Regions from separate parts of the Homo sapiens genome. Here all the other regions are linked to region 3. A link is a contact called in ENCODE Hi-C data. All regions are on one chromosome and are shown on one strand. The core of a region is the stretch at or near the end of the contact, and the rest is flanking DNA. Distances in the headings are between cores, read along the strand shown. Region 1 overlaps AOPEP (aminopeptidase O (putative)). Region 2 overlaps AOPEP (aminopeptidase O (putative)). Region 3 has its middle 96 kb from the start of HSD17B3-AS1.

Evidence for each region. A loop is a pair of places that touch in the nucleus more often than their neighbours do. Pooled maps may share reads with other maps.
Region 1: a map with no recorded cell type shows a loop between it and region 3 (9-fold over the local background). The contact joins two enhancer-like sites. A Hi-C loop is called at or near these places in 2 of 37 single-sample maps with no recorded cell type and 1 of 50 pooled maps.
Region 2: a pooled map shows a loop between it and region 3 (6-fold over the local background). The contact joins two enhancer-like sites. A Hi-C loop is called at or near these places in 2 of 37 single-sample maps with no recorded cell type and 4 of 50 pooled maps.

What each region holds. Positions count from the first base shown.
Region 1 is chr9:94,818,079-94,820,778 of GRCh38, reverse strand. All of the region lies in intron 5 of AOPEP (aminopeptidase O (putative)), which reads right to left. Among named protein-coding and RNA genes, the nearest start is that of MIR2278, 9.5 kb to the right of the region's middle. Within about 2 kb of position 1,342, at least 13 of the 41 ENCODE cell types and tissues checked have a DNase peak (open chromatin) inside an H3K27ac peak, as active enhancers do.
Region 2 is chr9:94,859,814-94,862,513 of GRCh38, reverse strand. The region is part of intron 5 of AOPEP (aminopeptidase O (putative)); the gene reads right to left. Among named protein-coding and RNA genes, the nearest start is that of MIR2278, 51 kb to the right of the region's middle. RefSeq lists an enhancer at 1,277-1,326. Within about 2 kb of position 1,318, at least 16 of the 41 ENCODE cell types and tissues checked have a DNase peak (open chromatin) inside an H3K27ac peak, as active enhancers do.
Region 3 is chr9:96,149,258-96,151,957 of GRCh38, reverse strand. No RefSeq gene overlaps it. Among named protein-coding and RNA genes, the nearest start is that of HSD17B3-AS1, 96 kb to the left of the region's middle. Within about 2 kb of position 1,282, at least 3 of the 41 ENCODE cell types and tissues checked have a DNase peak (open chromatin) inside an H3K27ac peak, as active enhancers do.

The DNA of each region.
Region 1 (2,700 bases), core at 93-2,592, 1.3 Mb after region 3:
CTTTTAAGATTTCCCCAAACAGAAATTGCATGTGGTTCCACCTACAGTTACCAAGCACTAGTGAAGGATAAATAAGATGCAGGCACATCCCTACCTCCCACAATATGGCAGGTATGTTAATGAAATCTTTGTGATTCACTGACTATTTAAATATACCAGGTGCTCAACACAGCATTGTTTACAACAGTAAAATTTTGGAAAAAGTCAAAGATCCATATTTTGGAAAAGTATAACTGAGAGCATCCATAGACTAGAATACTATGCAGCTAAATAAAAAAGAATGAGAAACTCTTTAAGGCCTAATATTATATCTAGGGGATAATGATAATTGACAAAAGCACAGTGTAAAATAGGGTGTGTGTTCTATCTCCTTTTAAGAAAAGGGAGAGAGAGTAATAATATGTATCGTCTAATTGGCCTGCATCTGCATGAAGGAACACAGGGGGTTAATACAAAAAGCTCATAAAGTACTATACCTAAGGAATGGAAAATCGGAACAGAGGTGGGGAACAAAAACATAAAAGAATTGCACTGGCCAGGCGCGGTGGCTCACACCTGTAATCCCAGCACTTTGGGAGGCCAAGGCAGGCAGATCACCTGAGGTCAGGAGTTTGAGACAAACTTGGCCAACATGGCAAAACCCCATCTCTACTAGAAATACAAAAATCAGCTGGGCGTGGTGGTGGGCACCTGTAATCCCAGCTATTCAGGAGGGTGAGGCAGGAGAATGACTTAAACCCGGGAGACAGAGGTTGCAGTGAGCCGAGATTGCGCCACTGTGCTCCAGCCTGGGTGACAAAGCGAGACTCCATCTCAAAAAAAAAAAAAAAAAGAATTGCACTAAAGAAACTTATTATTCAAAGCTCTTTTAAGGTTGGTCCTTTTGCAAAATTAAAATCCCTTTTGGGCTGAGCACAGTGGCTCATTCCTGTAATCCCAGCACTTCAGAAGGCCAAGGCGGGAGGATTGCTTGAGCCTCAGAGTTTAAGACTAGCCTAGGCAACGTAGTCAGACCCCGTCTCTATGAAAAAAAAAAAAAATTTAGCCAGGCATGGTGGCACATGCCTGTAGTCCCAGCTACGCAGGAGGCTGAGGAGGACTGATTGAGCCTGGGAGGTGAAAGCTGCAATGAGCCCAGATCGTGCCATTGCACTCCAGCCTGGGTGACAGAGTGAGATCCTATCCCTAAAACTAAACAATAAAATCCCGTTTGCAAAGTGTCTTGAGACATTCCATTCTGGCCTACAAGATTATCTCAACCAAGACACACAGTTACTATTTACAAAATGCTGTGTATGCCCCGGGGAGGGCTGGCCTGTGAACACAGGCGGAGAGGGCTAGGCATTCAGAGGAAGAGTGGCGGGCAGGAGTTGCCCTGGCTCCCCGCAGCTGCTGGCCACACACTTGGTCTTCTTAGCCTTCTGACTCTGGGCCTCTCTGGCTCTATTTGGAAGATGCGGGTGGGGTGACAGAGGGTTCTTTCAGAAGTTTCCATCACGCAGTCCTTTCAGACACAAGTCAGATAATGGCTCAGATAATACTGAGAACAGATCAGAGACAGCTGTTTCAGGAGCTGACAGGCTCAATCTCTGATCCAAAAGTGATGGGAAAAGAGGTCAAGGACAGAGAGCTTTGTCTAACTGGTGGGAACAGAACTCCAGGAGGGCTGGAAGCCAGGCAAATAGGGCTTGGATAGTCTAGTTTAATCCAGGTGGGATCCCAAATCCCTGAAGATCAGGTACAAGATTTCTTTTTATTTTTTTTGTTTGTTTGCTTTTGTTTTTTGAGACGGAGTCTCACTCTGTCGCCCAGGCTGGAGTGCAGTGGCATGATCTCGGCTCACTGGAAGCCCGGCCTCCTGGGTTCATGCCATTCTCCTGCCTCAGCGTCCCGAGTGGCTGGGGCTACAGGTGCCCGCCACCATGCCCGGCTAATTTTTTGTATTTTTAGTACAGACAGGGTTTCACTGTGTTAGCCAGGATGGTCTCGATCTCCTGACCTCGTGATCCGCCCACCTCAGCCTCCCAAAGTGCTGGGATTACAGGCGTGAGCCACCGCGCCCGGCCTTTATTTGTTATTAAATGTGGAAAAGGAACTAAAAAATACATTTTGAGCTGAATCAAATAATGTCTGGTTTCTTTACCTTTACTGCCTTCTTTACCCTTCTTTTTGGGGGGAAGAAAAGTGAGTATGTATATTAAAAGTTCAAGCTACAGCCTTGAAGGAAAACCTAACAAAAATGTAGGTGCTGCTCTAAATGCTCCTTCTGAAACGGAGAAATTCCAATGTGTACAATGTAAGGAATGTGGACCAACAACTCTGTAACAAACCTTTCATATTGTCATACTACCATGCTAAGTCACCATACCTATTTTTATTTTCTCCCTGGAGCTATTATTTTAGAGAATTATTTTAGACATTGGGTTGATAGGAACTGTAGAATCTGTGATTCACACTAATAAGCCACAAAACTTATGTGTTTATTGACCCATAAAACTACCAAATTTTCCTAAGCCTACTGAAGCAAGGAACCAGTATCTGCTGAGGACCTAAGATGTAACGGCATCTACACATAATCTTATCCACAAGAGTTCTGGAGATGAGTGGTCTATGGCACCTTACCAGGGAGTAACAGGACACAGCAGTCAACGGCAGAGCTGGGGATAGAGCACTGACTGCAAAGCAGAGCTCTCTCTCCAT
Region 2 (2,700 bases), core at 69-2,568, 1.3 Mb after region 3:
TGTTCAAGGAGACTGGAAGGAGGTCAACCAGACGTGTGGCCTCTGGAAACAGAGCCCTCCCTTTTCTCAGGACATGGTTTCTCAGCCTTGAAAAAGAGTCCCTTTAAAGGATGATTTACCTCCCCATTCACCCCACATCTGAGAGATCAATCTGTGCTCCAGATCCTCCCTGCCATGCATCTAACAGGCTTGACATTGCTCAGACATCCCTGAGCATCGCCCTGAGGTATGCCTGAGGCCCAAGAACACTGTTTTTCTGTGGGGGTCCTGCTCAGCCAGCCCAGTGACTTTGAAAGAAACGTCCTTTTTACTATGCAACAGGCACATGTGAAGTCTCACTCACATACTCTGATGAGGTGTTTCAAGTTAAACTGTTAGGTAGAGGTGGTGTGCTCTGCTTCCTATGTTGTGAAATAGTAATAAACCAACAGAATGACTGGTCATTGCTTCCAAAGAGGAGGCCAGGGAATTTAATCACTCACAAACTAGCCACGATCACAGGATGAAGCAACTTTCCTAGTAAGCTGCTTTTCATAAACAAAGCCGTTGTTGAGTTTTTAAAATCCAACCAAACAACAAACAACTCTGAGGACAAGAAGAGCACCGTCTAGCCTCATGAAAGACGTAGTGCAGCCTTCACTCGCAGAACGTGCTTCAGAAGAGCAGGTCCTACAGAAGCACGGAGGACCCGACCCATGCAGTTACAGGGAGGATGGCTGTGGAATCCAGGCTGCACCAGGTGTACTACTCGTCAAGCACTGGCTGATGAGAGGGCCTGCACATTCAGTGGTTTTATATCGGGGGTTGGGAACAGTAAATAACATCTCTGGGATCTAGTCTAAGACAAATGAAACCAAATGACTCTTTTTCCAAAAATGGGCCTAAAACAGCTCATGGGAACCACCCCTGGCAGCCTGGTGGAGCAGGAAAGCACAGGCCAGGTGTGAAGAGACCTGAGTGCCAGCTTGGCTCTGTTGTCATGGAAGTCGTTGTTGACCTTGGTTGCTTAATCTGTAAATTAAGGGAGTTCAACTGGAGATGACCCATCCCTGATACTCATTGTGGCACTAATGATGACTCTGTGTCAGTAACAGATGAATACACAGGAAAGAACCAGTATATGTTTCTCTCTTCATCTTCTTTTCTGCCCATCACCATTTCTCCATATGCCCCCACATCATATTAATTTGCCAATTAATAAACAGCCATCCTCAGTTGCAATGTCATCTGAAGCTCAGTGGATTTCATGCTTGTTTGGTGACAGCAGCTGCTGCTGCTGCCCTCAAACCACATCCTTCCCCTTCGTCATGAAGCCTCCTCGAGAGCCACAATTTGCCTTGGCCAGAGCTCCCCGTACGTCAGCTTCCACCAGAAACTGCCATCCATATGCAGAGTTCTGGTTCATCAGCCCCTCTGAAGCAGATCCAGCTGGCCACAGTGGATTCCAGGTGGTCAAGACCAAAGAATCTCATAGCATTGTCAGCACACTGAAGCTGAAAGAAACCGCAAAAAGCACCGAATCTGACTGCCCCCAATTTGTAGATGAGGACACTGATGCCCTAAGAGGTTTATTTATCTAACATGGACTAGCCAGAGCTAGAACCCAAGTCTCCTGACTCAACGGTCAATTATGACTTTGAAATGGACAGAATTAGAAGCTACTAAAATCTACTATTTATGGTGTGCTCTGTGTCAGGCACTGTGCTAAGTGGCTTCTTAAACCTGACATGTACAGAGAACTCAGAATCTTTTCTCCTAATCTGCTCCTCTTCCTGTCCTCCCCACATTAGTCAATGGAGCACCCATCCATCCAGCGGCTTCTGCCAGAAACTCGGGAGTCACCCTTGACATCTCCCTCTTCCTCATCATCTCCCCATATAAAACTCTCAAGTCCTGCATTCTCCAGAGCATATCTTGGAACTCTCCAATTTTCCCCACCAGCACCCTCTCCACCCAGGTCTAAGCCACCTTCATCTCCTGCCTGGATTGCGGCCACACATCATCTCATCTCACCATTCCACTGCCACTACTCCTGTCGCTTCATTCTAGAACCAGAAACCTGAGCAATCTTGTCAAAACATAAGCCAGGTCACGACCTGCCCACCCCGTCCCCACCCTTGCCACTGCTTAAACCTGCTGGGCTTCCCAATACGCTCAGAATGAAGCTCAGATTTATATGAGGCCCTGCTTGGTCTGACGCCCTTATGATGCTGCCAATCTCATTTCACGCCAATCTTCCCATAGGTCACTAAATTCCATGAACACTTCTTTCGGGTCCTCCAAAGTTCCAAGTTGCTTCCAATCACAGCCTGTCCTCCTGTATAATATGCCCTTCTTCCTACTCCTGGCCTGGCTCACGTTCCACTGCCCTTCAGGTTTCAGCTTCTACATCACTGCCTCAGAGGCACCTGCCCCAAGGCCCTGCCAGGAGTGTTTCCTCTAACCCTGCATTCCTCCCACACAGGACTGACCAGTTTGTCGTACTCCATTTTTGAGAATATTTGTTTAATAACTATCTATCTCCCCAACCAGACTATAAGCCCCTTGAAGACAGGGACTGTCTCTATTTGTTCATCACTGTAGCCGAAGAATTTAGTGTTCAGTACATAGGACGCCCTAAATAAGTGTCTGCTGAATTTATTTATCAATTAGTTTACAGAAAACTTGAGTATAATAGTGCCTGTCATTTACAGATGAGCA
Region 3 (2,700 bases), core at 33-2,532:
GTATAAAAAACCACAAAAACGTTCAGACCTTTTGATGCCATAATTCTACCACTTAAAACATTTTTCAAGGGGATTATTAAATAGGGTTGCTTTCTAATTAAGAAAGCTCATTGCAAGATACTGTATAAGACCAAAGATTGCAAACAACTTAAATGCTCAGCAATATAGGATTGGCTGATGGAATCATTTGTTCAGCAAATACCACTGAGCACCCTACTGGAGTGCCTGCTGTGCTCTGACCATGCTTTGGGAATAAATATTCTTCTCAGACGTGTGCTCAAAATACACAGTGTGACCCAATGTCGAATGTACAAGTGTGTAAACTGATATTTGACCAAAGACAAATATTGCCAGCTTAGAACTTCTGGGTTTCATGGATACATCTGAAATTTCATTTAAGAATTTTTTTGTTTTGTTTTGTTTTGTTTTTTTAGACAGAGTGTTGCCCTGTTGCCTAGGCTGGAGTGCAGTGGCATGATCTTGGCTCACTGCAGCCCCCGCCTCCCTGGTTCAAGCGAGTCTCCTGCCTCAGCCTCAAGAGTAGCTGGGATTACAGGCGTGCACCACCATGTCCAGCTAATTTTTGTATTTTAGTAGAAATGGGATTTCACCATGTTGGCCAGCCTGGTCTCGAACTCCTGACCTAGTGATCCACCCTGGGCCTCCCAAAGGGTAGGGATTACAGCCTTGAGCCACTGCACCTGGCCTTATTTAAGAATTTAAATCATGTTTCAGTTTTCATTTAAGAACTTTAGTAGTTAAAATTGTATCTGATTTTTTGTTTTTAAATTGATGCATAAGACATGCATATTTTAGGGATACAAGTGGTAATTTTATATATTTGTGTAATTCATACAGATCGAATCAGTGTACTTGGAATATCCATGCCTTAAATATGTATTTTTCCTTGATGCCAGAAACATTTGAATTAGTCTCTTCTAGCTATATGGAAATGTATCTAGATTATTGTGGACTGTAGTCACCCTACTGATCTATCAAACAGCAGGTCTTATTTCCTCTATCAGACCAGAGGTTTGTACCCAGCAGTGACATTTTAAAGCTTAATATTTATAGTGTGATAACAGTGACCTCTCAGCACCGTCACCGGGCAGGGTGCTCCTGTGGTCACTGTTTTCAGATCTGCAGTGGAAACAAAAGTCCATTTCCAAGAAACCAGTGGGGCCGTACAATATGCTTTGGTAGCTAGCTTAGTCAGCACCAGATTCCGCAGAAGATGCTGGTGCCTGAAGCAGATCAATGGGACGGGTGCCACGGTGGGTTACCGTGTAAGAAGTAAATGTAGCATGTGAGTCAGCTTTCCTTCCTTTAAGCCAGTGGTTCTAGGGGTGATTCTGCCCCCCCAGGTGACATTAGGCAATGTCTGGAAATTGGGGGAGTGTTGGGACCAACATCTACTGGGTTGAGGTCAAGGGTGCTGCTAGCTTTTTATGATGCACAGGACACTCAGCCCCTTACAACAAAGAACCACCTAGTCCAAAATGTCAATAGTGCCAACCACAGTAGAGAAACGCTGCTCTAAACATAGACACAGTAGTCTCCCTAGCTGTGGTTTTGCTTTCAGCCGTTTCAGTTACCCACAGTCAACTGTGGTCTGAAAATCGGTGAGTACAGTACAATAAGATACTTTGGGAGAGAGAGAGAGACCACATTTACATAACTTTTATTACAGATACTTTTATCATTGTTCTATTTTATTATTAGGTATTGTTGTTAATCTCTTAGTGTCTTAGCCTTAATTCATAAGTTAAGCTTTTTCATAGGTATTTATGTACAAGGAAAAATGTAGTACAGTTGTTCGTCTGTATACCTGAGTTCTCACCCCTTGAACACTGTATTCTTGGTCCTGGTTTCGTTAAAAGAGTCTAGGTATTACTGCAAGGGTCTGGTGAGGGCTAGACAAACATCCCTGCAGAAGGATCGGTATCACAGGGACACTAACCCAAGAGGCCAAGTCTGTCCTGGCGTCAGGAAGGGTCCCACTGGGGAGAAACAAATGGTTTCACACTTCAAACGTTTTCAAGTGGGAACGTGAACCACCCGTGCTGTCTGACAACCTGTGTTGTATATGTAGGGTCCATACTATCTGCAGTTTCAGGCATCCATAGGGGGTCTTGGATTGTTCCCGCAGATAACGGGGGACTATTGCAATTGCTAACATCAAGTGTTCTCCTTTCCCTACCACCTGGACTTGAAGATGGGGTTGCAGGAAATGCAGCAGCCCCGGAAACAGAAGCTGCGTGCTCTGCTCGAGGAGCCTTCTGGACGCTTCAGCAGCAGTCTTCAGATTGCTGCCTTTCCTCAGTCATCTTCATTTCCAATAATTTGCATGCATTTGAGGGAAAAATTGTCCTCAAGTGTTGGATCTAAAAATTAACAGTGGAGCACTGGAATAGGCTTTTAAGCTAACACTGTGTCTCTAAATGTCCATGCTCCTCAGCGCTCCTTGCAAGCAAGTTAATCCCAGCACCTTTCCGGCTAGGAAAATAGGAGGGTCTAAAGCAGGCTGAAGAAGAAAATAAGTGCTTGCCTCCCAAAGTCCATGGAGTAGGTCACTTCTTCAGCACATTCCAGCAAATGAGCTGCGTTCTCTGCAAGCAATCTTATGCCAAATTGGCATTGCTTCCCACATGGTACAATTTTAAGACTTTTTTTGTTCTTCAAGCAGCCTTTGAACACGGA